Regions from separate parts of the Homo sapiens genome. Here region 1 is linked to region 2. Evidence: read pairs that join two places in POLR2A ChIA-PET (ENCODE). Cell type or tissue: K562. All regions are shown on one strand. Links, peaks and the distances in the headings refer to the core of each region. The heading gives the core; the rest is flanking DNA.

The links. Peaks named below come from ENCODE experiments on the same cell type or tissue, not always from the same donor. Only the 100,000 strongest peaks of a DNase experiment are listed, where the experiment ranks them.
Region 1: POLR2A ChIA-PET joins it to region 2 with 5 read pairs; 3 of 35 experiments call an interaction of 5 or more read pairs at or near these places.

The regions. Positions count from the first base shown.
Region 1 is chr17:74,975,149-74,987,085 of GRCh38, reverse strand. It overlaps LOC124904058 (a long non-coding RNA gene), which reads right to left and starts at 4,692. Exons shown (of 2, transcript XR_007065906.1): 1 at 4,310-4,692; 2 at 2,237-2,819. It overlaps HID1-AS1 (HID1 antisense RNA 1), which reads right to left. Exons shown (of 3, transcript NR_110878.1): 3 at 11,358-11,920. RefSeq lists a silencer at 4,473-4,522 and an enhancer at 4,135-5,084. In K562, for the core only: a CTCF peak has its summit at 4,784; DNase peaks (open chromatin) are centred at 4,705 and 4,995; H3K4me3 peaks cover 1,478 bases.
Region 2 is chr17:75,295,541-75,307,477 of GRCh38, reverse strand. LOC124904059 (a long non-coding RNA gene) reads right to left here. Exons shown (of 2, transcript XR_007065908.1): 1 at 11,835-11,937; 2 at 9,599-9,767. Among named protein-coding and RNA genes, the nearest start is that of SLC25A19, 12 kb to the right of the region's middle. RefSeq lists enhancers at 5,809-6,309, 9,390-9,469, 9,640-9,899, 11,312-11,361, 11,402-11,451 and 2 more. In K562, for the core only: no CTCF peak of the experiment used is centred there; no DNase peak of the experiment used is centred there.

The sequences.
Region 1 (11,937 bases), core at 3,280-5,779, 320 kb after region 2:
GCCTGGGCGACAGAGGGAGACTCTGCCTCAAAAAACAAACAAACAAAAAACAAACAACATGCTGGTCATTGATACCTTCCATCGACATTCTTTGAATGAATGAATACTAATTTACAGTTGCCTTTGGGAACTGCGTGTTTAAGTGCTTGTGGCTAGAAACCACAGGCTGAAAGTGGCAAAGTTTGAGGGTGTGTTACCTGCATTCAAGGTTCTGTTTTCCTTTCCTTGGGACCCATATCCTATATCCAATTATACCCATTAAAACTATACACACTTGCATCTGTCCAAGCATTCTTTCCTTAGAAGAGTGTTCGGACTCAAGCATTCACGTAACTCATTTTTATTGGGACCCTAATGTGCTGGTGCCGTTGAGAATCTCTGAATAATGTTGTGATATACCCAACGAATGACTTGTATCCAGAATACAGAAAGAACATCTGCATAGTCATAAGAAAAAGGCACGCAACCCAGTAGAAAAGTGGGTAAAAGATTTGACCAGGTAATTCACAAAAAAGGATACACAAATAACTGAATAAATATGCAACAAGGTACTGAACTTCTTTAGCCATCAGAAAAATGCAAATGAAAACCACAATGAGGTATCACTACCCAATCACCAGAGTGGCTTTAGGGAAAAAAAAAAAAAAAAAAAAGGCCAGGCGTGGTGGTTCATGCCTATAATCCCAGAACTCTGGGGAGGCCGAGGTTGGGAGGATCACTTGAGCCTGGAGTTCAAGAGCAGCCTGGGCAACATAGCAAGATCCTATTTCTATAAAAAAATTTAAAAATAAAAATTAGGTGGGCATAATGACACACGGCTGTAGTCCCAGATACTTTGGGAGGCTGAGGTGGGAGAATTGCTTGAGTCTAGGAGGTTGAGGCTGTAGGGAGCTGTGGTCATGCCACTGCACTCCAGCCTGGGTGACAGAGCAAGATCCTGTCTCAAAAAAAAAAAAAAAAAAAAAAAAAAAAAGACAAAAAATACCTAGTATTGGCAAGAATGTTGAGCAACTGGAACTCTCTCACCCTGCTGGAGGGAATACATAGGACGACAACCACTTTAGAAAACTGCCCGGGCGTGGTGGCTCATGCCTGTAATTCCCAACGCTTTGGAAGGCCAAGGAGGGTGGATCGCTTGAGGTCAGGAGTTCAAGACCAGCCTGGGAAACATGGTGAAACCCTGTCTCTACTAAAAATACAAAATTAGCTGGGCATGGTGGCACATGCCTGTAGTCCTAGCTACTTGGGAGGCTGAGGCAGGAGAATTGCTTGAACCTGGGAGGCGGAAGTTGCAGTGAGCTGAGATTGCGCCACTGCACCCAGCCTGGGCGATAGAGCAAGACTGCGTCTTGGAAAAAAAAAAAAAAAAGACTGCTTGATAACCATGAAAGCTGAATAACGTAAGCTGTTGTAGGTTGTGTTCCCAGGCAGCTGATCCTGAGATGGAGATTAGCATGCAGGAAGTTGATTAGGGATATCAATCATATTGGATTAGAGGGAGAAAAAAGAAAGAAAGTTGACTAGGGAGTGCTCTCATGATCAACACCTGCAGGAAAGGGAGGGAAGCAGGGTTGGTGGGGGAGAAGCTGGGTTGGTATGTAGCCTCTGCAAAAGCCTCCTCTGATCCCTGAAGAACTTTGAATCCAGGGTGACCCTTCAAAGCTATTCCAGGTATCATTGGGGGAGGGGGCCTTTATATCCCCCACCCTTACATATCAACCAGTCATTGAATGACACAGGTCGTTCCTAGGAGGCATGTGTGACCTTGGCCAAATAAGTTCTTTTCAGCTGAGACTAGTTTGCACAGAGCCCTGGCAGCTGGGACTGCCAGCCAGGGGTCCTCCCAGCAGCTAAGGGAATAGGTCCTTTCGTTCTGAAAGAGTTGGGGATACATCACAGCAGCCACTATACATGCATACCCTATAACCCAGAAATTCTATTCCTATATATGTGCAAGAGAAATATGCACATACCTTATCCCAAAGACATGTACAAGAAAGTTCATAGCCACAGTATTCATAAGCGCCCACACTGGAAACAACACAAATGTCCATCAACAGTTGACGAAGAATATGTGGCATGTTCATGTAATGGAATGTTATATAGTACAAATACAATGATCTACTGTCATGGGCTTGGGCTAAAAAAAAAAAGTTGAGTGAAAGATGCCAGACACAAAGAGTAAATACCTGTATTTGTCTCTTATTGCTTCTGTAACAAATGACCCCAAATTTAATGGGCTTGAAACAACACAAATTTATTATTTTATAATTCTGTAGAAGTCTGACAAGGATCACTGGCTAAAGTCAAAGCATTGGTAGAAGCTGTGTTCCTTCTGGAGGTTCCAGGGGAGTATCTGTTTCCTTGTCTTTTGCACCTTCTAGAGGCCACCCCATAGTCCTTGGCTCATGGCCTCTTTGTCAATCTTCAAAGTCAGCAACAGAAGGTGGAGTCTTTTTCACATCCCATCACTCTTACCTTTTCCACCTCCCTCTTATAAAGGACTCTTCTGCTTAAACTGGGCACACTGAATAATACAGCATAATCTCCCTGTCTCAATGTCTTTAACTAAATCACATCTGCAAAGTCCCTTATGTTGGGCAAGGTAACATATTCAGAGATTCTGGGGGTTAGGATGTGGATATCTTTAGTGGTTATGATTCTATCACAGCACTGCATGATTCCATTTTATATAAAGTTCATGGCCAGGTGCAGTGGCTCACGCCTGTAATCCCAGCACTTTGGGAGGCCGAGGCAGGCAGATCACGAGGTCAGGAGATCGAGACCATTCTGGCTAACACGGTGAAACCCCGACTCTACTAAAAAAATAAAAAATAAATTAGCTGGGCGTGGTGGCAGGCACCTGTAGTCCCAGCTACTCAGGAGGCTGAGGCAGGCGAATGGCGTGAACTGGGTAGGTGGAGCTTGCAGTGAGCCGAGATTGCGCCACTGCACTCCAGTCTGGGTGACAGAGCGAGACTCTGTCTCAAAAAATAAAAATAAAAATAAAGTTCATGTGTCTGGAATCCCAGCTACTCGGAAGGGTGAGGCAAGAGGATCACTAGAGGCCATGAGTTTGAGACGAGCCTGGGCATCACAGCCACCCTCTGTCTCTATAAAATATAAATAATAATAAAGTTAAAAACTGGCAAAATGAATCAAGATAGTGTTTGGCTTTGGGAAGGCATGTGGAGAATTCTAAGTGGCTGGGAATCTTTTTCTAAAATTTTTTAAACTTATTTTTGAGATGGGATCCCAGGCTGGGGTGTAGTGTCATAATCATAGTTCACTGTAACCTCAAAGTCCTGGGCTCAAGTGATCCTCCTGCTTTAGCCTCCTAAATGGCTGGGACTGCAGGCTTGTGCCACCACACCCAGCTGATCTTTTTTCTTTTTTTTTTTTTACGATTGTGGTGAAACACACATAAGATTTACCATTTACCATTTTTGAGTGTACAGTTTAGTGGTATTCAATACATTTATAACGTACAACTATCACCACCATCCATCTCCGTAGCTATTTTCATCTTGTAAAACTGAAACTCTGTACCATTAAACACTAACTCCCATTCAGGAGAATTCTATCTCCTGAGCTGGGTGCTGGTTACACAGGTGTGTTCACTTTGTGAAAATTCACCCAACTGTACACTTAAGATGTGTGCACTATTCTGAAGATATATTATACTTTGATAAAATAGTTTATTTACTAAAGAAGAAGCCAGGCACAGTGGGTCACGCCTGTAATCCTAGCACTTTGGGAGGCCGAGGCGGGCGGATCACTTGAGCTCAGGAGTTCTAGATCAGCCTTGCCAACACGGCGAAACCCCATCTCTACCAAAAATACAAAAATTAGACAGACATGGTGGTGCACGCCTGTAATCCCACCTACTCAGGAGGCTGAGGCAGGAGAATCATTTGAACCCGGGAGGCAGAGGTTGCAGTGAGCTGAGATGGCCCCACTGCACTCCAGCCTGGGCAACAGAGTGAGACTCTGTCTCTAAAATAAAATAAAATAGCATAACATAACATAACATAACATAACATAACATAACATAACATAACATAACATAACATAAAATAAATAGAAGAAAAACACCCTATGACTGGCCTAAACTCTTCCGTGAGGAGGAAAATCAGGTCTGCCTTCAAGGAGGAAATTCTTCAGCCTCCATGAGCTACAGGTCAACAAGCCCCGGATCCATTTCCAGCCTTTTCCTGTGATGTAGTCAAGCAGGGTAGAGAGCCGACCCAGGGGTGGCAAGTACAGACCACCTGACCTGACCTTGGTAACCCAGGACCTGGCACCTCACCTGAGTGTCAGGAAACCTATTTCGTGGTGTTCCTTGCCGCGGGCATCAAAACACGGCGCTGATGGCAAAGATTCCCCGGTGGGCTCGATGTCCACCAAGCCTTGGGCACTGTGAAGCCCTGGAGTCTTGTGACCCCGGCGGCCGAGAGCACTTCCCTGCGTGCAGCCCAGGCTCCCAGAGCTCCCTAGCACCTCCAGCCCAGGTTCTGGATGGGGGAACGGGGCACAGGCAGGGGACCCCGGGAGCGCCCGGCCACCGCGCGAAGATGGCCAGGCCCTCCCAGCGAGCGCCGCTTAGGCGCGGGGCGGGGCTGAGGACGCCGATGCGACAGCCGATGGCACCGTCGCTGCTGCTCACCCCCAGCCTGCATCCCCTACCTCCGCGCGCAGCCCGGCTCGGCCCAGCCCACAGGAAGTGACGGCTCGCGGGCTGCGCTGGCGGCAGAGGGACCGCACCGCCCCCAACCGCACAGCGGCGTTGCGGGAGGCGAAGGGCGTCGACCGACCTCGCGCGCTGCACATCTCGGGTTGAGGTTAAAGGATAGGGCGACATCTGGAAACCTTCCTCGAGTCCCCACACCCCTGCAAGCGGCGCCTCCCTCCCTGTCCCCGGACATGTTCGCTCCAGCGCTGGGCGCACACTGTACTGAATGATCTCGCCCCATCTGTCCCCTCCACCAGTCTGAGGTCAGCGCCTGGCGGGGTAAGGCGCTCAGGACATTGGAGTGAGGTCATCTGCTGCCCATCCCCCTCTCCCCCATGCACCGTCTGAGTTTGTTCCAGACAATCGTGTGCTCTGAAGGGTACATTATTTCAGATTCTCAAGGTTCTTGCGGTCGGGAAATGCCTCCATATGTCTACCTCAAATCTCTGCAGTGTGAACCCTCCAGGCCTGTCATCAGTGGGGTGACCTTTAGGAGACTTGTGCTGATGATATCCAACCTTACTCCTCTGATACCTCCTGGGCTGGTTGGGAGGGTGCGATGAGTTCATACACGCCAGCGCTTAGATCAGCGCTGGGGTCTGCCGAGCACGGTCAGTGACTATTAGGGCCTTATTATCGGTTTTCACCTGGAGGAACTATTCCTTGCCCCTCACTACCCCATCTCTGGCAGGGCTCCTAAGGCAGGCTGGGGATGCCAGTGCAGGGACTTTACCTTTCTGGCTGGGGAGGCAGGTGGAGCCTGCAGTCAAGGCTCAGCCTTGGGAGAAGAGACCTGGGGAGAAGCCCCAGGTGCATTTGCCCGCTGAGGGCTGCCTGGGCTCCCCCGCCTCTAGCACAGCCGCGTCACAGCATGGAGGCTCTCTGCGTGGGACCCTTCTGCTTCCCGGCAGACTGAGAACTCCTTGAGGGCAGGGACTCTGGCTGGCACATGGCAGGTCTCCCAATGAATGAAGAAATGTTCTAAGCCATTTTTCTTGGCCTTCCTTCTTCGGCCTTCTTCCCAATGACCCCCTAACTCCACAATTCACAGCGTTCCTTATCCCTTTGCCCCAGGTCAGATCCACCTGCCCTGCCTGAAAAACTCCTAAAACTAATCAAAGATGAATCTGCCAGGCGCGGTGGCTCACGCCTGTATTCCCAACATTTGGAGAGGCCAAGGAAGGTGGATCACGAGGTCAGGAGTTCGAGATCAGCCGGGCCAACATGGTGAAATCCCATCTCTACTAAAAATACAAAAATTAGCTGGGCATGGTGGCGAGCACTTGTAATCCCACCTACCAGGGAGGTTGAGGCAGGACAATCGCTTGAACCCAGGAAGCAGAGGTTGCAGTGAGCCGAGATTGTGCCATTGCACTCCAGCCTGGGCGACAGACTCCATCTCAAAAAAAAAAAAAAAAAAAAAAAAAAAGATAAATCTGAGAAAGAGTTGGCCAAAATGTGTCATTCCTATTGACTAAAGTGGGTGATCAACTGGCTCCTCCTCCTGTAATCACCCAAGCTGGAAGCCCAGGAGTTATTGTCATTCATTTGTCCAATAAATATTTATGATGTGTTAGACATGGTGCTGAGTGCTGAGGATACAGAGAACAAAACGGACTCAGTCCTTGCTCACGGGAAGCTTGAATTTCAGTAGAAGAGACAGATGTCAAACAATTAAAAAGACAAAAATAGGCTGGACACGATGGCCCATGCCTGTAATCCCAGCACTTTGGGAGGCCGAGGCGGGCAGATCACGAGGTCAGGAGATCCAGACCATCCTGGCTAACACGGTGAAACCCCGTCTCTACTAAAAATACAAAAAAAATTAGCCGGGCATGGTGGCGGGCGCCTGTAGTCCCAGCTACTCGGGAAGCTGAGGCAGGAGAATGGTGTGAACCCGGGAGGCGGAGCTTGCAGTGAGCCGAGATGGCGCCACTGGACTCCAGCCTGGGCGACAGAGCGAGACTCTGTCTCAAAAAAAAAAAAAAAAGCAAAAATATTTACAATAGTGTTAAGAACATGGGGGACTGAAGTAACAATGGTGGAGCTGGGAAATCTCTCAGGGAAAGAGACTTTTTTTTTTTTTTTTCGAGGCAGAGTCTCACTCTGTCACCAAGGCTGGAGTGCAGTGACACGATCTTGGCTCACTGCAAGCTCCGCATCCCAGGTTCAAGTGATTCTCCTGCCTCAGCCTCCTAAGTAGCTGAATGATCTCGCCCCAACCCGAGTAGCTGGGATTACAGGCACCTGCCACCGCAACCGGCTAATTTTTGTATTTTTAGTTGAGATGGGTTTCACCATCTTGGCCAGGCTGGTCTTGAACTCCTGACCTCGTGATCCAACCCCCACCCCCCTCGGGCTCCCAAAGTGCTGGGATTACAGGCGTGGGCCACTGCGCCCGGCCGGAAAGAGACTTTTAAGATAAGACCCTGGAGGACGAAAAGGGGACAGTCACATGAGGAGTGGGAGGAGGGATGTCCCAGGCAGAAGGAACAAACTATACAAAGATCCTGGGCAGAAAGACTTAGAGTGGTTGAGAAAAATGAAGGAAGACCCACGTGGGTGGAACCCAGGGACTGAAGGGAGGAGAAGCAGGCTCAGACTTTGCGGGGCCTTGGAGGTTGCTCCTGACGCAGTGCTCAGAGGAGTCTTCATGGGGGAGTGATGTGAGCTCCATGTTCAAATTACTTGGGCTGTTCTGCAGAGAGTAGGTGGGAGAGGGGATGAGTGGAGGCTGCTACAGGTGGGAGGTTATGGGACCCTGGCAAAGGTGAGGGCGGGGGAGATGAAGGGCCGTAGGATGATACAATATATATGTTTGATGGATAACACCATAGGACTTGGTGATGAATTGGTTGGGGTTGGTGGGGGGTTGGTAGCAGGAAGAGAGGCACCAAGGGTGACATGGGCCAGGCGTGGTGGCTCATGCCTGTAATACCAGAACTTTGGGAGGCTGAGGCACGCGGCAGATCACTTGAGGTCAGTAGTTCGAGACCAGCCTGGCCAACATGGCGAAACCTCGTCTTTGCTAAAAATACAAAAATTAGCGGGGTGTGGTGGTGCACACCTGTAGTCCCAGCTATTCGGGAGGCTGAGGCAGGAGAATCACTTGAACCCAGGAGGCGGAGGTTGCAGTGAGCTGAGATCGCGCCGCTGCGCTCCAGCTTGGGTGACAAGAGCAGAACTCCATCTCAAAAAATAAATAAAAATAAAAATAAAAATAAAAATAAAATATGGTACCAAATTCTCTGACACTCTTTCCATGGAGAGGTGGGGTAGAGGTCCTCTCCCTTGGAATCTGGTGACCTTGTGACTATTTTGACCAATAGAGTGTGGTGAAAGTGACTTTCTATGTTACTTCCCTCCCAGACTGGATGCTGAACAGATATGCAACTTCCCCCTTGTTCTCTTGAACACCCTCTTTCCTTTTCTTTCTCTCTCTCTCTTTTTTTTTTTTTCTTGAGACAGGGTCTCGCTCTGTCACCCAGGCTGAGTGCAGTGGTGAGATCATAGCTCATTGCATTCTCAACCTCTCAGGCTCAAGCGATCCTCCTGCCTCAGCCTTCTGAGTAGCTGAGACTACAGGTAATTGCCACCACACCTGGCTAGTATTTTTTTCTTATTTTTTATAGAAATGGAGTCTTGTTATGTTGCCCAGGCTGGTCTCGAACTCCTGGGCTCAAGCGATCCTCCGGCCTTGGCCTTCCAAAGTGCTGGGATCACAGGTGTGAGCCACTGTGTCCACTTCCTATTTTCATATGCATCTTTTGGGTGTTCCCTCACAGAGCCCAGTGTCCTTGCTGAGAGAGGCCCAAGCCACATGGAGAGGTCACACGTTGGTGTGTCTGTCTTCAGCCCCAGCTGAACCCAGTCTTTGGGTCCTGCCAGCTCAGGCATCAGATGTATGAGTAAAGCCACCTGGTAATTTCAGCCCCCCAGCTGTTCCAAGTTAACCCCAGCACCAGCCATTCTGGTCTTCTCAGCTGAGACCGCAGACATTGTGAAGCACAGACCAGCCACCGCAGCTGAGTCCTGTCTGAATTCCTGACCCATGGAATTTGTGAACATAATAAAATGGTTATAGTTTTACACCAAGTTTGGTGGAAAGGTTGTTATGCAGCAATGGTACCTAGAACACATATGAGATAGAAAACCAAGTTCCAAGACTCCACCTTGTCAATACCACCTGCCTGCTTCCTCTCCATCTATCTGTGACTGCTTTGGTTGAGCCCTCATCAGCTCTCACCTCCCAGCTGGATTCCCCATGTTCAGGTCATTTCTCTCTCCTGCTGCAGCCAGGATGGCTTCATTAAGATCTAATGACATCTCATGACATCACTCCCCTGCTTCTCAGGCTCTTTGTTGCTCATGGAATAAGATTAATGCCTTTTATCAGGATGTATGCAGCCCTTTATGGTCTGCTCCTGGTCCACTTCAAGCGTATCTCCTGTCTCTCTACATTTCACTCAAATCAGGTGTCTGTCTTCCTCCCTCCCTCCTCTCTCTTTTTTTGATTTTTAAAAATATTATAATAGTCTGGGCGCGGTGGCTTACGCCTGTAATCCCAGCACTTTGGGAGGCCGAGGCGGGCGGATCACAAGGTCAGGAGATCGAGACCATCCTGGCTAACATGGTGAAACCCTGTTTCTACTAAAAAAAATACAAAAAATTAGCCGGGTGTGGTGGTGGGCGCCTGTAGTCCCAGCTACTCGGGAGGCTGAGGCAGAAGAATGGCATAAACTCGGGAGGCAGAGCTTGCAGTGAGCCAGGACAGCACCACTGCACTCCAGCCTGGGCGACAGAGAGAGACTCTGTCTCACACACACACAAAAAATTATAATAGAGGCCGGGGGTGGTGGCTCATGCCTATAATCCCATCTCTTTGGGAGGCCAAGGTGGGTGGATCACCTGAGGTCAGGAGTTGGAGACCAGCCTGGCCAGCAAGGTGAAACCCCATCTCTACTAAAAATACAAAAATTAGCCTGTTGTGGTGGCGCGTATCTGTAATCCCAGCTACTCAGGAGGTTGAGGCTGGAGAATCACTTGAACCTGGGAGGCAGAGGTTGCAGTGGGCCAAGATCACGCCACTGCACTCCAGCCTGGGTGACAGAGAGAGACTCTATCTCAAAATAAAAAATTAAATAAATAAATAAAATAAAAATATTATTATTTTTATATGCCCAGCTAAATTTTTGTATTTTTAGTAGAGACAGGGTTTCACCATGTTGGCCAGGCTGGTCTCAAACTTGGGACCTCAGGTGATCCACCTGCCTCAGCCTCCCAAAGTGCTGGGATTACAGGCGTGACCCACTGCTCTTGGCCTCAGTAAGTGTTTGTTGGATGATTGACGGTTGAACTCAGAAAAAGGGTGCCAGGGAGGGCCATGACAGCCATAGACCTGCGAGTCTTCCTTTTATGGTGGGCATAAAGGAGAACAGGACATGGTTTCTATATGCAGACATCACAGTGAAGAACCTACCAGGGAACCCTCAAATTGATCAGGGATACGTAATTAAAAAAATTTTTTAAAAGCTCTGTTTTATTTTGTTTTATTTAGTAAGTGTGTGTGTGTGTGTATATATATATATATATATATATATATATATATATATTTTTTTTTTTTTTTTTTTTTTTTTTTTGAGACAGAGTCTCACTCTGTCGCCCAGGCTGGAGTACAGTGGTGCGATCTCAGCTCACTGCAAGCTCCACCTCCTGGGTTCTCGCCATTCTGCTGCCTCAGCCTCCTGAGTAGCTGGGACTACAGGCGCCCACCACCATGCCCAGCTAATTTTTTTTATGTTTTATTTTTTAGTAGAGATGGGGTTTCACCATGTTAGCCAGGATGGTCTTGATCTCCTGACCTCGTGATCCGCCCGCCTCGGCCTCCCAAAGTGCTGGGATTACAGGCGTGAGCCACCGCGCCCGGCCGAGAATATTCTTTCTTCATACATCCAGACTTATTTCTTAAAATGTTTACTATAAAAGTTTTCACACACACACAAAAGTAGACAGAATGGTGGAACGAACTGTTTTTCTTTGCTGCAGTAGATTTAAAAGCAAATGCCCAGTCACTACAGATATCAATATGCATCACTGGAAAACAACTGACAGCATTTTAAAAACATAATTACTGGTGGAACTAGAGAGGATGTTAAGCTTAACTTAGAGAATGTAAATAACGGTCAGGGATGAATGGGTATTTTTCCACTTAGATATGTTAGTGGTCAAGTTCCTCAGGACAATGTTATGTTTTTTTCCATGCCGTGGTGGGGTGAATGCACAGAGACTTTGTAAGATTTCCTGGCATTAAGATGATCTAAGGGCCGGGTGTGGTGGCTCACACCTATAATCCCAGCACTTTGGGAGGCTGAGGGGGGTGGATCAGAAGGTCAGGAGATTGAGACCATCCTGGCTAACACGGTGAAACTCCGTCTCTACTAAAAATACAAAAAAATTAGCCGGGCATGGTGGCATGTGCCTGTAGTCCCAGCCACTTGGGAAGCCGAGGCAGGATAATTGCTTGAACCTGGGTGGTGGAGGTTGCAGTGAGCCGAGGTTGCACCATTGCACTCCAGGCTGGGTGACAGAACGAGACTCCGTCTCGGAAAAAAAAAAAAAAAAAAAAAAAAGATGATCTATGGAGGAGAATGCCCATCTGAGTGGTAGAAGAGCCCCTGAGGCTAGGTGAGGGTGGACTCAATTAAATCCAGTAATATTTCCATGTCACTTGGGAGTTCCTGGTTGCAAGCCACAGAAATGGCTCTGAGTGATGGGCAAGACCAAAGGGGTCAAAATTTCACCCGGAGTGGCTGGTTAGCAAGAGTTCTCAATTCTTTTCTTCTCCTTCTTCTCCTCCTCCTTCTTCATACCTTCACTTGCCTTTATTATTTTTTCTTCTTTTTGAAGGCTGAGCACGGTGGCTCCTGCTTGTAATCCCGATGCTTTGGGAGGCCCAGGCAGGAGGGTCGCTTGAGCTCAGGAGTTTGAGACCGCCTGGGCCACATGGCAAAACCCCATCCGTATAAAAAATACAAAATTAGCCGGGCGTCATGGTGTGCACCTGTAATGCCAGCTACTTGGGAGGCTGAGGTGGGAGGATTGCTTGAGCCTTGGAGGTAGAGGGTGCAATGAGCTGTGATCATGCCACTGCACAGTCTGAATGACAGAGGGAGACCCTGTCTCAAAAAACTAAAAATAAATAAAGA
Region 2 (11,937 bases), core at 5,345-7,844:
ACAAAAATTAGCCGGGTGTGGTGGAACATGCAGTAATAATCCCAGCTATTTGGGAGGCTGAGGCAAGAATCACTTGAACCCAGAAGGCAGAGGTTGCGGTGAGCTGAGTTTGCGCCACTGCACTCCAGCCTGGGCGACAGAGCAAGACTCCATCTCAAAAAAAAAAAAAAAAAAAAATTTAGGCTGAGTGTGGGTTATAAGATTACACAGGATAAGGTGTATTAAGTAACTAGCACAAGATGGGTTAATCTATGCTAGTGCCCACATCTGGTAAATCATTTTGAGTTCAGCCAGCTTCTGGTCAGCCCTGTGCCTATCCATGATTCTTATTCTGTTCTTACCGAGTGCAAAATAATTCATAGATTTTTGTTTTTTGGTTTTACAGTTTTTTTTTTTTTTGAGACAGGCTGTCACTCTGTCATCCAGGCTGCAGTGCAGTGACACAACTACAGCTCTTGTAACCTCAACTTCCCAGGCTCAAGCCATCCTCCCACCTCAGCCTCCCAAGTAGCTGACTCCAGGAACACACCACCACACCCAGCTAATTTTTATATTTTTTGTAGAGATGAGGTCTCACTATGTTACCCAGGCTGGTCTCAAACTCCTAGGCTCCAAGTGATCTCTCACCTCAGCCTCCCAAAGTGTTGGGATTACAACCACACCCATCTGTATTTTCTTTTCTTTCTTTTTTTTTTTAAGACGGATCTCGCTCTGTTGCTCAGGCTGGAGGGGCAATGGCACGATCTCAGCTCACTGCAACCTCCACCTCCTGGGTTCAAGTGATTCTCCTGCCTCAGCCTCCCGAGTAGCTGGGACTACAGACATGCACCACCACGCCTGGCTGATTTTTGTATTTTTTAGTAGAGACAGGGTTTCATCATGTTGCCCAGGCTGGTCTTGAACTCCTGACCTCCAGTGATCCACCCACCTAGGCCTCCCAAGTGCTAGGATTATAGGTGTGAGCCACTGCGCCTGGCCTGTTTAAATCTTTGATCCGTTTAAAGGTATCCTGATATCAGTGTGAGAGATGGATTCAGCTCTCCTTTTTTCCAGATGACTACACGCTTGTCCAGATAGTATTTACTCACAGGTCCATCGGCAGCCCCCTGCGAGCAGGTGCGTTCTGTATAATGAGTGTCCATGTCCTCTGTATACTGGGGTCCTGTTTCTGGGCCTCTGTTACTCTGCAGTCTGCCCGTGGGCTAGTGCGGCACACTAAGTTTCTGATGTCAGATCGGCCATTCTTTTCCCATTGCTCTTCTCAGTATGTCCTGGCTCTTCTTGTTTATCTTTTATTTTCTTTCTTTTTTTTTTGGAGACGGAATCTCGCTTTGTTGCCCAGGCTAGGGTGCAATGGCGTGATCTCGGCTCACTGCAACCTCTGACTTCCTAGTTCAAGAAATTCTCCTGCCTCAGCCTCCCGAGTAGCTGGGATTACAGGCACCCGCTACCACACCTGGCTAATTTTTGTATTTTTGTAGAGACGGGGTTCACCAGCCGGCATGGTGGCTCACACCTGTAATCTCAACATTTTGGGAGGCCAAGGCGGGCAGATCACTTGAGGTCAGGAGTTCGAGCCTGGCCAACATGGTGAAACTCTGTCTCTACTAAAAATCCAAAAATTAGCCAGGTGTGATGGCACACGCCTATAGTCCCAGCTACTCAGGAGGCTGAGGCAGGAGAATCGCTTGAACCCAGGAAGCAGAGATTGCAGTGAGCTGAGATTACGCCATGGCACTCCAGCCTGGGCAACAAAGCACGCCTCTGTCTCAAAAAAAAAAAAAAAAACGGCCAGGCGCGGTGGCTTATGCCTGTAATCCCAGCACTTTGGGAGGCTGAGGCGGGCGGATCACCAAGTCAGGAGATCGAGACCATCCTGGCTAACACAGTGAAACCCCATCTCTACTAAAAATACAAAAAATTAGCTGGGCGTGGTAGTGGGCGCCTATTGTCCTAGCTACTTGGGAGGCTGAGGCAGGAGAATGGCGTGAACCCAGGAGGCAGAGGCTGAAGTGAGCCGAGATCGCACCACTGCACTCCAGCCTGAGCAACAGAGCGAGACGCCGTCTCAAAAAAAAAAAAAAAGAGAGAGAGGAGATGAAGTTTCACCATGTTGGCCAAGCTGGTCTTGAACTCCTGACGACGTCATGATCCGCCTGCCTCAGCCTCCCAAAGTACTGGGATTACAGGCATGAGCCACCACGCCCGGCCTTGTTTATATTTTCAATGTAAACTTTAGCATCAGCTTGTTTCCTTCCAGAAAAAAGGCTCTTGGTGTTTTTATTTGGATCATGTTAAATTTGTAAACTAAGAAGAACTGGCGTTTTGTGATGTTGAGTCTCCCTATCCGAGGACTTGCCATGTCTTTCCAGTTTCATGTCCTTTGGGAACATTTTCCTTATGGAGATTTTGCATGTTTCTTGTGACATTTGTTCCCAGATATTTTATCATCTTTGTTGATATTTTAAAGCAGACCTTATCTTCTTCCATCTTTTTTTTTTTTTTTGAGATAAGGTCTTGCTCTGTCACCCAGGCTGGAGTGCAGTGGTGTGATCATGGCTCACTGAAACCTCCACCTCCTGGGCTCAAGTGATCCTTCCACCTCAGCCTTCCATGTAGCTAGGACTACAGACATGTGCCACTGCACCCAGCTAATTTATTTATTTTTGTTTTTAAATTTATATCTATCTATTTATTTATTTATTGAGTCATGGTCTCATTTTGTTACCCAGGCTAGAGTACAGTGGTGTGAACACAGCTCATCCCAGCCTCGACCCTCTGGGTTCAAGCAATCCTCCTACCTCAGCCTCCTGAGTAGCTGGGACTATAGGCAAGTACCACCATGCCCACCTAATTTTTGTACTTTTTGTAGAGATGGGGTTTCGCCATGTTGCCCAGGCTGGTCTTGAATTCCTGAGCTCAAGTGATCTGCCCACCTCAGCCTCCCAAAGTGCTGGGATTACAGGCAGGAGCCACTATGCCCGGCCTCCCATTTTCTAGCTAGCTGTCATTTGTCTATGGGAAGGTATTGATTTCTCTGTACAAATGTTGATCTCACTTCCCTACTGAATTACTTGTCTGTGTGCAGTGGTTTGGCATTTGATCTCATACAGACAAAATTGTGTCTTTTTTTTTTCTTTTTTTAGAGACAGGGTCTTGCTATGTTGGCCAGGTTCATCTTGAACTCTTGGCCTCAAGCAATTCTCCTGCCTCAGCCTCCCAAAGTGCTAGGACTACAGGTGAAAGCCCCCACACCTGGCCTCAAGAAATCATGTCTAAATGGCACATTTAAACCGATGGCCAGGTGAGCTCCAAGGCTCTTCCACTGCCTGCTCTGCTTGTCCTGAGACCACTAGTGAAGACGAAAGTTCATTAAAGGAGCAAATAGGCCAGGCGCAGTGGCTCACACCAGTAATCCCAGCACTTTGGGAGGCTGAGGCAGGTGTATCACTTAAGATCTGGAGTTCAAGACCAGCCTGGCCAACATGTAGAAACTTCATCCCCACTAGAAATACAAAAAATTAGCTGGGTGTGGTGGCAGGCACCTGTAGTCCCAGCTACTCAGGAGGCTGAGACTGGAGAATTGCTTGAACCCAGGAGGCGGAGGTTGCAGTGAGCCGAGATCGCACCACTGCACTCCAGCCTGGGTGACACCGTGAGACTCCGTCTCAAAAAAACAAATAAAAACTATTTTGTTGTGAGTAAGGAATATAAGTTGTTTTTCAAATGCCTTCTGACCATAAGGCTGCTCTTCCAAACACTTTTGCAGCCTGAGAAAAGTAATCCATGGGAAGAAGACCTCTCCCCCTCAGCTGTAGAACTCAAAGTGCAGATGGGTGAGGAGCATGATCTCAAAACACAGGGCAGCCAGGCCAGCACCGTGGGAGGCCGAGGCGGGGAGATGACTTGAGGTCATGAGTTTGAGACTAGCCTGGCCAACATGGTGAAACCCCATCTCTACTAAAAATACAAAAATTAGCCAGGCGTGGTGGCAGGCGCCTGTAATCCCAGCTACTTGGGAGGCTGAGGTGGGAGTATCGCTTGAGCCTGGGAGGCAGAGGTTGCAGTGAGCCAACATCATGCCACTGCACTCCAGCCTGGGCGACAGAGACCGTGTCAAAAAAAAAAAAAAAAAAAAAAAAAAAGCATATAGCACCTCTCCCTTCGCTCTCTTTCTCCTGCTCTGGCAGTGTAAGATGTCCCTTCCCCATCACCTTCCACCATGATTGTAAGTTTCCTGAGGCCTCCCCAGCCATGTTTCCTGTACATCCTGCAGAACCATGAGCCAATTAAACCTCTTTCCTTTATAAACTACCAAGTCTCAGGTATTTTATAGCAGGGAGAACAAACTGATAACACCATTGCATTGTGGGGTTAGGGCCTCAAAGTATGAATTTGGCAGTGGGGGAGGTGCACAAAAAATCCCACAGAACTGGGTTCTTGGTCCTAGCTCCAGATCCTGCTGGTTATGTGACCTTGGGCGAGGTGGCTGATGCCTCTGAGCTTGTTTCCTCAGCAGTATGATGGAATGTGATGTTGGCCTCCTAGGGTTTTTGGGAGACATGGCTAATGTATATAATATCCAGCCTGGACAGGCACGGTGGCTCACACCTGTAATCCCAGGACTTTAGGAGGCTGAGGCAGGTTGATCACTTGAGGTCAGGAGTTTGAGACCAGCCTGACCAACATGGTGAAACCCCATCTCTACTAAAAGTACAAAAAATTAGCCAGGCCTGGTGGCCCATGCTTGTAATCCCAGCTACTCAGGAGGCTGAGGCAGCAGAATCGCTTGAATCCAGGAGGCGGAGGTTGCAGTGACCCGAATCGCATCATTGCACTCCAGCCTGGGCGACAAGAGCGAAACTCCATCTGGAAAAATAAAATAAAATAAAATATCCAGCCTAATGCCAGAGGAATCATATACTTCCTCAATAGATGTTTCTCTTCATCTATCCATCTGGGCAGACATGTTTTCTGCCACCTTCCCCCCTCTTCTTCCATAGTAGGAAAATGCCCAATTATTATTATTATTGACAAGGTCTCACTCTTTCATCCAGGCTGGAGTGCAGTGGCACAATCTTGGCTCACTGCAACCTCCGCCTCCCGGGTTCAAGCAATTCTCTTGCCTCAGCCTCCCAGGTAGCTGGGATTACAGGCACCCACCGCCACGCCCAGCCAATTTTTGTATTTTTAGTAGAGACGGGGTTTCACCGTATTGGCCAAGGTAGTCTTGAACTCCTGACCTTAAGTGATCCACCCACCTCGGCCTCCCAAAGTGCTGGGATTACAGGTGTGAGCCACCATGCCCAGCCAGAGAATACCCAATTTTTAGCTTGCATATGACTACCCAGAGTAAAGACCACCTGTCCCAGCTACTGACATTTAGGTGCAGCCATGTGACTCAGCTCTGGCCAATAGGATTCAAGTAAAATTTTCATATGACGGCCCCAGATAACCTTCCTGGAACCCCTTTCTCTTGCAATCATGTCTCCATCCTGTTGCTTCACTACCCATGTGATGTCTGGAGCTCTGGCTGCTGACACTGATGGCCACACCCTAGGGCAGCGGTCCCCAACCTTTTTGTCACCGGTTGCATGGAAAACAATTTCCCACGGTGGAGGGGGAACGGTTTTGGGATGAAACTGTTCCACCTCAGATCATCAGGTATTAGATTCTCATAAGGAGCGTGGAACCTAGATCCCTCGCGTACGCAGTTCACGTAGGGTTCGTGCTCCTGTGAGAATCTAGTGCCGCCGCTGATCTGACAGGAGGCGGTAATGCTTGCTCGCCCGCCATCATCTCCTGCTGTGGGGCCCAGCTCCTTACAGGCCACAGACCCGTACTGGGTTGGGTCCTTCTGCCCTAAGGGTTGTGGCATGGTGGGCTGGAAGGGGCCAGTGCTCTGCTCCTGGGAAGTTGATGGAGACAGTGGCTGAACCAGCCCTGGTGAGCTTACTGTGGACTTTGATGAATTCAAGCCACTATTGTGGGGCTCTGTCACTTTCAGGGCAGCTGAATCTAGTCCTGATACCCCATCATTCATGTCTGCCTACCAAGCAGCCAATCCCCACAGTCCCTGACATCTCCAGAATCCCCACCGCAAAGGGGAGCAAAGAAAAGACGTCTGTGGACATTTCCCATCTTTCTCTACTCAACCCTGCTACGTACGTAGTTCTCCACTCCCACGATTCCCTGTCTATAAATACTTTCATGGGGTGGAGGCAGATGAGGATGTGGAAGGGGGAAATCACTTCACTCTGAGCCATGCTGGGTGGTGTGTCATCTCCATCCCTGCACTCTAGTGTCTACTGAGCCGTCGAACACAGGCCCAGGTGCTGGAGACAGAGATGCATAAGAAAGTTACCAAACACCAGCCCTCAGGAAGCCGGAGATACCGTGGCAGATACTGAGCAGTAATCCATCCCAGAAGGCAGCGGGGCAAGGAGAGCAGAGGGGAGGCCGACTTGGATGGGGTCAGGAGAGACTTCAGAGAGACGGTGACTCCAGAACTGAGGCGTGGGGAAAGGAGGGAAAAAGGCTCATGCAGAAGCATGTGAGCATCCACCAAAGAAAAAACATCGAGTGTCAGCGGGGATGGCGAGAAACTGGAACCGCAGACCTCGCTGGTGGGAATGTATTAATAAGATGGTGCTGGCCAGGTGCAGTGGTTCACACCTGTAATCCCAGCACTTGGGGAGGCCGAGGCGGGTGGATCACTTGAGGTCAGGAGTTCGAGACTGGCCTGGCCAACAGGGTGAAACCCTGTCTCTACCAAAAATCTGAAAATTAGCTTCATGTGGTGGCGGGTGCCTGTAATCCCTCCCCACCCTCGGGAGGCAGGGGCAGGAGAATTGCTTGAAGCTGGGAGGCGGAGGTTGCAGCGAGCCAAGATGGTACCACTGCACTCCAGCCTGGGCAACAAGAGCAAAACTCTGTCTCAAAAAAAAAAAAAAAAAAAGCTCTGGAATTGGATAGCGGTGATGATTGCACAATATACTAAACAAACCCCACGAAGCTGTATATTTTTAAACATACAGTTTTTTGATGTTTTTTAATGTTATGTGAATTATATCTTAATACAAATAAGCTTTAAAAATCATTATGAGCCAGGTGCAGTGGCTCATGCCTGTAATCCAAGCAGTTTGGAAGGCTGAGACGGGAGGATTGCTTGATCCCAGGAGTTGGAGACCAACCTGGACAACATAGGAAAACCTCATCTCTACAAATAATAAAATAAAAATTAGCCAGGCATGGTGGTACACACCTGTGGTCCCAGTTATTCAGGAAGCTGAGGTGGGAGAATTGCATGAGTCTGGGCCGTCAAGGCTGCAATAAATCGTGATCATGCCACTGCACTGCCACTGGGCAACAGAGGAGGATCTCATCTCAAAAAAGAAAAAAAAGATTGTGATACAACCAACAAAAGTTATACTTTATGAAAAACTTAAAAAACATGGAAAACATCATCATAGTACAATGTTAAATGAAAGCGCATAATCTTACATGTACAGTAGGATTATAATTGTGTTAAAAACAAAAACACATCACTTAAATACAGGAAAAGCCCAGTGGAAAGAAATGTATCAATACTGGGACAGGAGAAAATCTGTTTCTGTCTTGGGAGTAATGACATGACCACCCTGCCTGATTTGCTATGGATTTGAGGAGGCTTTAGGCCCATTTTCTCATAGCCTGCTTCTTAGATTTGGAGCTCCCAAAAGTAGTCAACTTTTTTTTTTTTTTTTTTTTTCAGATGGAGTCTCACTCTGTCATCCAGGCTGGAGTGCAGCGGTGCGATCTCAGCTCACTGCAAGCTCCACCTCCCGGGTTCACACCATTCTCCTGCCTCAGCCTCCCAAGTAGCTGGGACTACAGGTGCCCTCCACCACGCCCAGCTAATTTTTTGTATTTTTAGTAGAGACGGGGTTTCACCATGTTAGCCAGGATGGTCTTGATCTCCTGACCTCATGATCCTCCTGCCTCGGCCTCCCAAAGTGCCGGGATTACAGGCGTGAGCCACCTCGCCCGGCCCATTTTTTGTTTTTGAGACGGGGTCCTGCACTCCCAGGCTGGAGTGCAGTGGCATGATTTTGGCTCACTGTAGCCTTGACCTCCCAGGCTCAAGAGAACCTTCCACCTCAGCCTCCCAAGGAGCTAGGACTACAGGCGCGTGCCACACATCCAGCGGTTTTTTTTTTTTTTTTTTTTTGGTAGAAACAAAGTCTCACTATTGTTGCCCAGGCTGGTCTTGAACTCCTGGGCTCAAGTAATCCTCCTGCCTCAGCCTTCCAAAGTGCTGGGAGAGGTAGTCATCCTTGAGTCAGGAACCGTAAATTGTCACGGAAGAAGACGTGGTCTGTGGCTAGGCGCGGTGGTTCACGCCTGGAATCCCAGCACTTTGGGAGGCCGAGGAAGGCAGATCACCTGAGGTTAGGAGTTCGAGACCAGCCTTGCCAACATGGTGAAACTCTGTCTCTACTAATAATAAAAAATTAGCTGGGTGTGGTGGCGCGTGCCTGTAATCCCAGCTACTCAGGAGGCTGAGGCAGGAGAACTGCTGAAACTTTGGAGACAGAGGTTGCAGTGAGCCAAAACCGCTGCCACTACATTCCAGCCTGGGCTACAGAGCGAGACTCTGTCTCAAAAAATAAAAAATAAAAGAAGACATGGTTTGCGGTGGATGTGGGACATGTCAACCCTTCCACACACAGACACCTCTACCTTCACGACAGGGCTGCACTCTGTTCTCTGTGTGCATTTGATGGCAGGCAGGGTGAAGATGGGCTTCCCACAGACACAGCAAAAATTCCTTTTATTTTATTTTTTGAGACAGATTTTCGCTCTTGTTGCCCAGGCTCGAGTGCAGTGGCGTGATCTTGGCTCACTGCAACCTCTGCCTCCCAGGTTCAAGCGATTCTCCTGCCTCAGCCTCCCGAGTAGCTGGGATTATAGGCACCTTCCACCACGCCTGGCTAATTTTTGTTGTATATTTAGTAGAGAAGGGGTTTCACCATGTTGGCCAGGCTGGTCTTGAACTCCTGACCTCAGTTGATCCACCCACCTCGGCCTCCCAAAGTGCTGGGATTACAGGAGTGAGCCACCGCGCCCAGCCAGAAAATTCTTTCTCACAGAAGCTCAGAAACAGGTGATGAGTGAGGAGGCGTGGTCACCCACAACAGTTGATGATCTGGTCAAAGAGAACCAAATGCCGAAAACCACAAAGCTGGAAGCCTTGAGACCCTCCAGCAAACTTGGGAACCCTTCTTCTCTGGCCTGGTATTGACATTTCCTGTAGCCTCTTTTTGGAATTTCCTGTAGCGAAACAACGGAGTTTCGCTCCTGTTGCCTAGGCTGGAGTGCAATGGCGCGATCTCAGCTCACAGCAACCTCCGCCTCCCGGATTCAAGCCATTCTCCTGCCTCAGCCTCCAGAGTAGCTGGGATTACAGGCAGGTGCCACCACGCCCAGATAATTTTTATAGTTTTAGTAGAGACGGGGTTTCACCATGTTGGCAAGGCTGGTTTCAAACTCCTAACCTCAAGTGATCTGCCTGCCTCGGCCTCCCAAAGTGCTGGGATTACAGGCATGAGCCACCTCACCCAGCTAGTTTTTTATTATTAGTAGAGACAGGGTTTCACCACGTTGGCCAGGCTGGTCTCAAACTCCTGACGTCAGATGATCCGCCCGCCTCGACCTCCTGAAGTGCCGGCATTACAGACGTGAGCCACCGCACCCGGCGCCCTGTAGCCTCTTGATGTTTGACTCCCCTGAGAAGAGCAACAGAAGAAAGTCAAAATGGGTAAGAAATCAGCTATTGAAAGTTACTGGACAGTGAATCCTCTCTTTCTTTCTTTCTTTTTTTTTTTTATTTTAGTTTACTGGTGTTTGAGTCATTTGCTGAGTAAATCTGAAAGAACAAAGAAAAAAAGGAACTGTTGCCAAGGTGCCCCTATCTTTGGGGCTTGCAGCCTATCAGAACTTCCTCCAGAATCCTCCATCAGTGGTTGGCTTCTCATTATTTCCTCAGCCCTTTAGCTCTATTAAGTTTTAAAAAATAAAATGAAGGCCGGCCATAGTGGCTCATGCCTGTAATCTCAGCACTTTGGAAGGCCAAGGTGGGTGGATTGCTTGAGGTCAGGAGTTCAAGACCAGCCTGGGCACACCCCGTCTCATTTAAAAATAAAATAAAATAAAATAAAATGATGGAGATTTATATCCATGCAAAAACCTGCACATGAAGGCTTATGGCAACTTTATTCATAAATGCTAAAGCTTGGAAGCAACTAAGATGTCCTGTTTTTTTGGGTTTTTTGAGACGGAGTCTCGCACTGTCACCTGTGCTGGAGTACAATGGCATGATCTCAGCTCACTGCAACCTCCGCCTCCCAGGTTCAATCAATTCTCCTGCCTTAGCCTCCTAAGTAGCTGGGATTACAGGCGCCTACCACCACGTCCAGCTAATTTTTTGTATTTTTAGTAGAGACGGGGGTTTCACTATGTTGGCCAGGCTGGTCTCGAACTCCTAACCTCGTGATCTGCCCACCTCGGCCTCCCAAAGTGCTGGGATTACAGGCATGAGCCACTGTGCCCAGCTAAGACATCCTTTAATAGGTGAATGGATAAGCAAACTGTGTGCTGGAACCGCACAATGAAATGTTATTCCACACCAAAAAGAAACACACTATCAGGCCAGGAGAAATTGTGGAAAAACCTTAGCTGCATATTGCTGAGTGAAAGAAAGCCTGATCCAAGAGGGCAAGAATTCTGATTGATTCACTGCTGAATCTCCAACATCTAAAACAGTGTCTGGCCAAAACAGGCCCTCAATATTTGATGAGTTGTTGTTTTTTTTAAGTCCAGGCATATGGTGGCTCAAACCCTTGATCCCAGCACTTTGGGAGGCTGAAGCGAGGTGATTGCTTAAGGCCAGGAGCTCGAGACCAGCCTGGACAACATAGTGAGACTCCATCTCCATTAAAAAAAAAAAAAAAAAAAAAAAAGGCCGGGCACAGTGGCTCACGCCTGTAATCCCAGCACTTTGGGAGGCTGAGGCAGGTGGATCACGAGGTCAAGAGATCGAGACCATCATGGCTAACACGGTGAAACCCCGTCTCTACTAAAAATACAAAAAATTAGCTGGGCGTGGTGGCAGGTGCCCGTAGTCGCAGCTACTCGGGAGGCTGAGGCAGAATGGCTTGAGCCCGGGAGGCAGAGCTTGCAGTGAGCCGAGATTGCGCCACTGCACTCCAGCCTGGGCAACAGAGCGAGGCTCCGTCTCAAAAAAAAAAAAAAATGCAGATTATATTTTAGAACTGTGGAGGTGCAGAGGCAGCAAGGCTTGACCTACCCTGTAGTCCAACTCCATCTGAACAGATGAAGGAACTGCAGCCCAGAGAAGGAAAGTTACTTGCCAGAGACACACAGCAAGTTGCCTTCTGACTTTCAGGCCTCTTACAGAGAGCTGACCAACTCAGTTAGATGTTAAGAGACTCATTTGCCTCAGAAGCATCAGCTCAAGCAGCTGCTAAATACCAACTCTATTTGGTCAAGGCCAAGGAGATATTTACTCCTTCTTAGGAGGCGGGGGAAGTCCAAAGGAGCTTTTTATAGGCCTCTTTAGGGTAAGTGTTGGTGAAGTCACAGAAGGATTCACTTCCCCAAGCTGACGGGAACCGTTACTTTCTGGTTTCTCTTTTCAGATTTACTAAACATATTTAACTTAAAATGAAATGGCCAAATTTGAAATATATAAAAACTACAATCCGGGTCAGCCCAGGAAAACTAGCATCTACCTCCAGTCTCATCTCATCCCAGCCACCAATTTGCCACCTGACCTTGAGGGACTGCAGGCACATCTCCTAGTCCTTCTGGGCCCCGGCCAGATGAAATGACCTCCATGAATCTTTCCAGTTCTGACCATCTGTGGTGCCCTGGGTC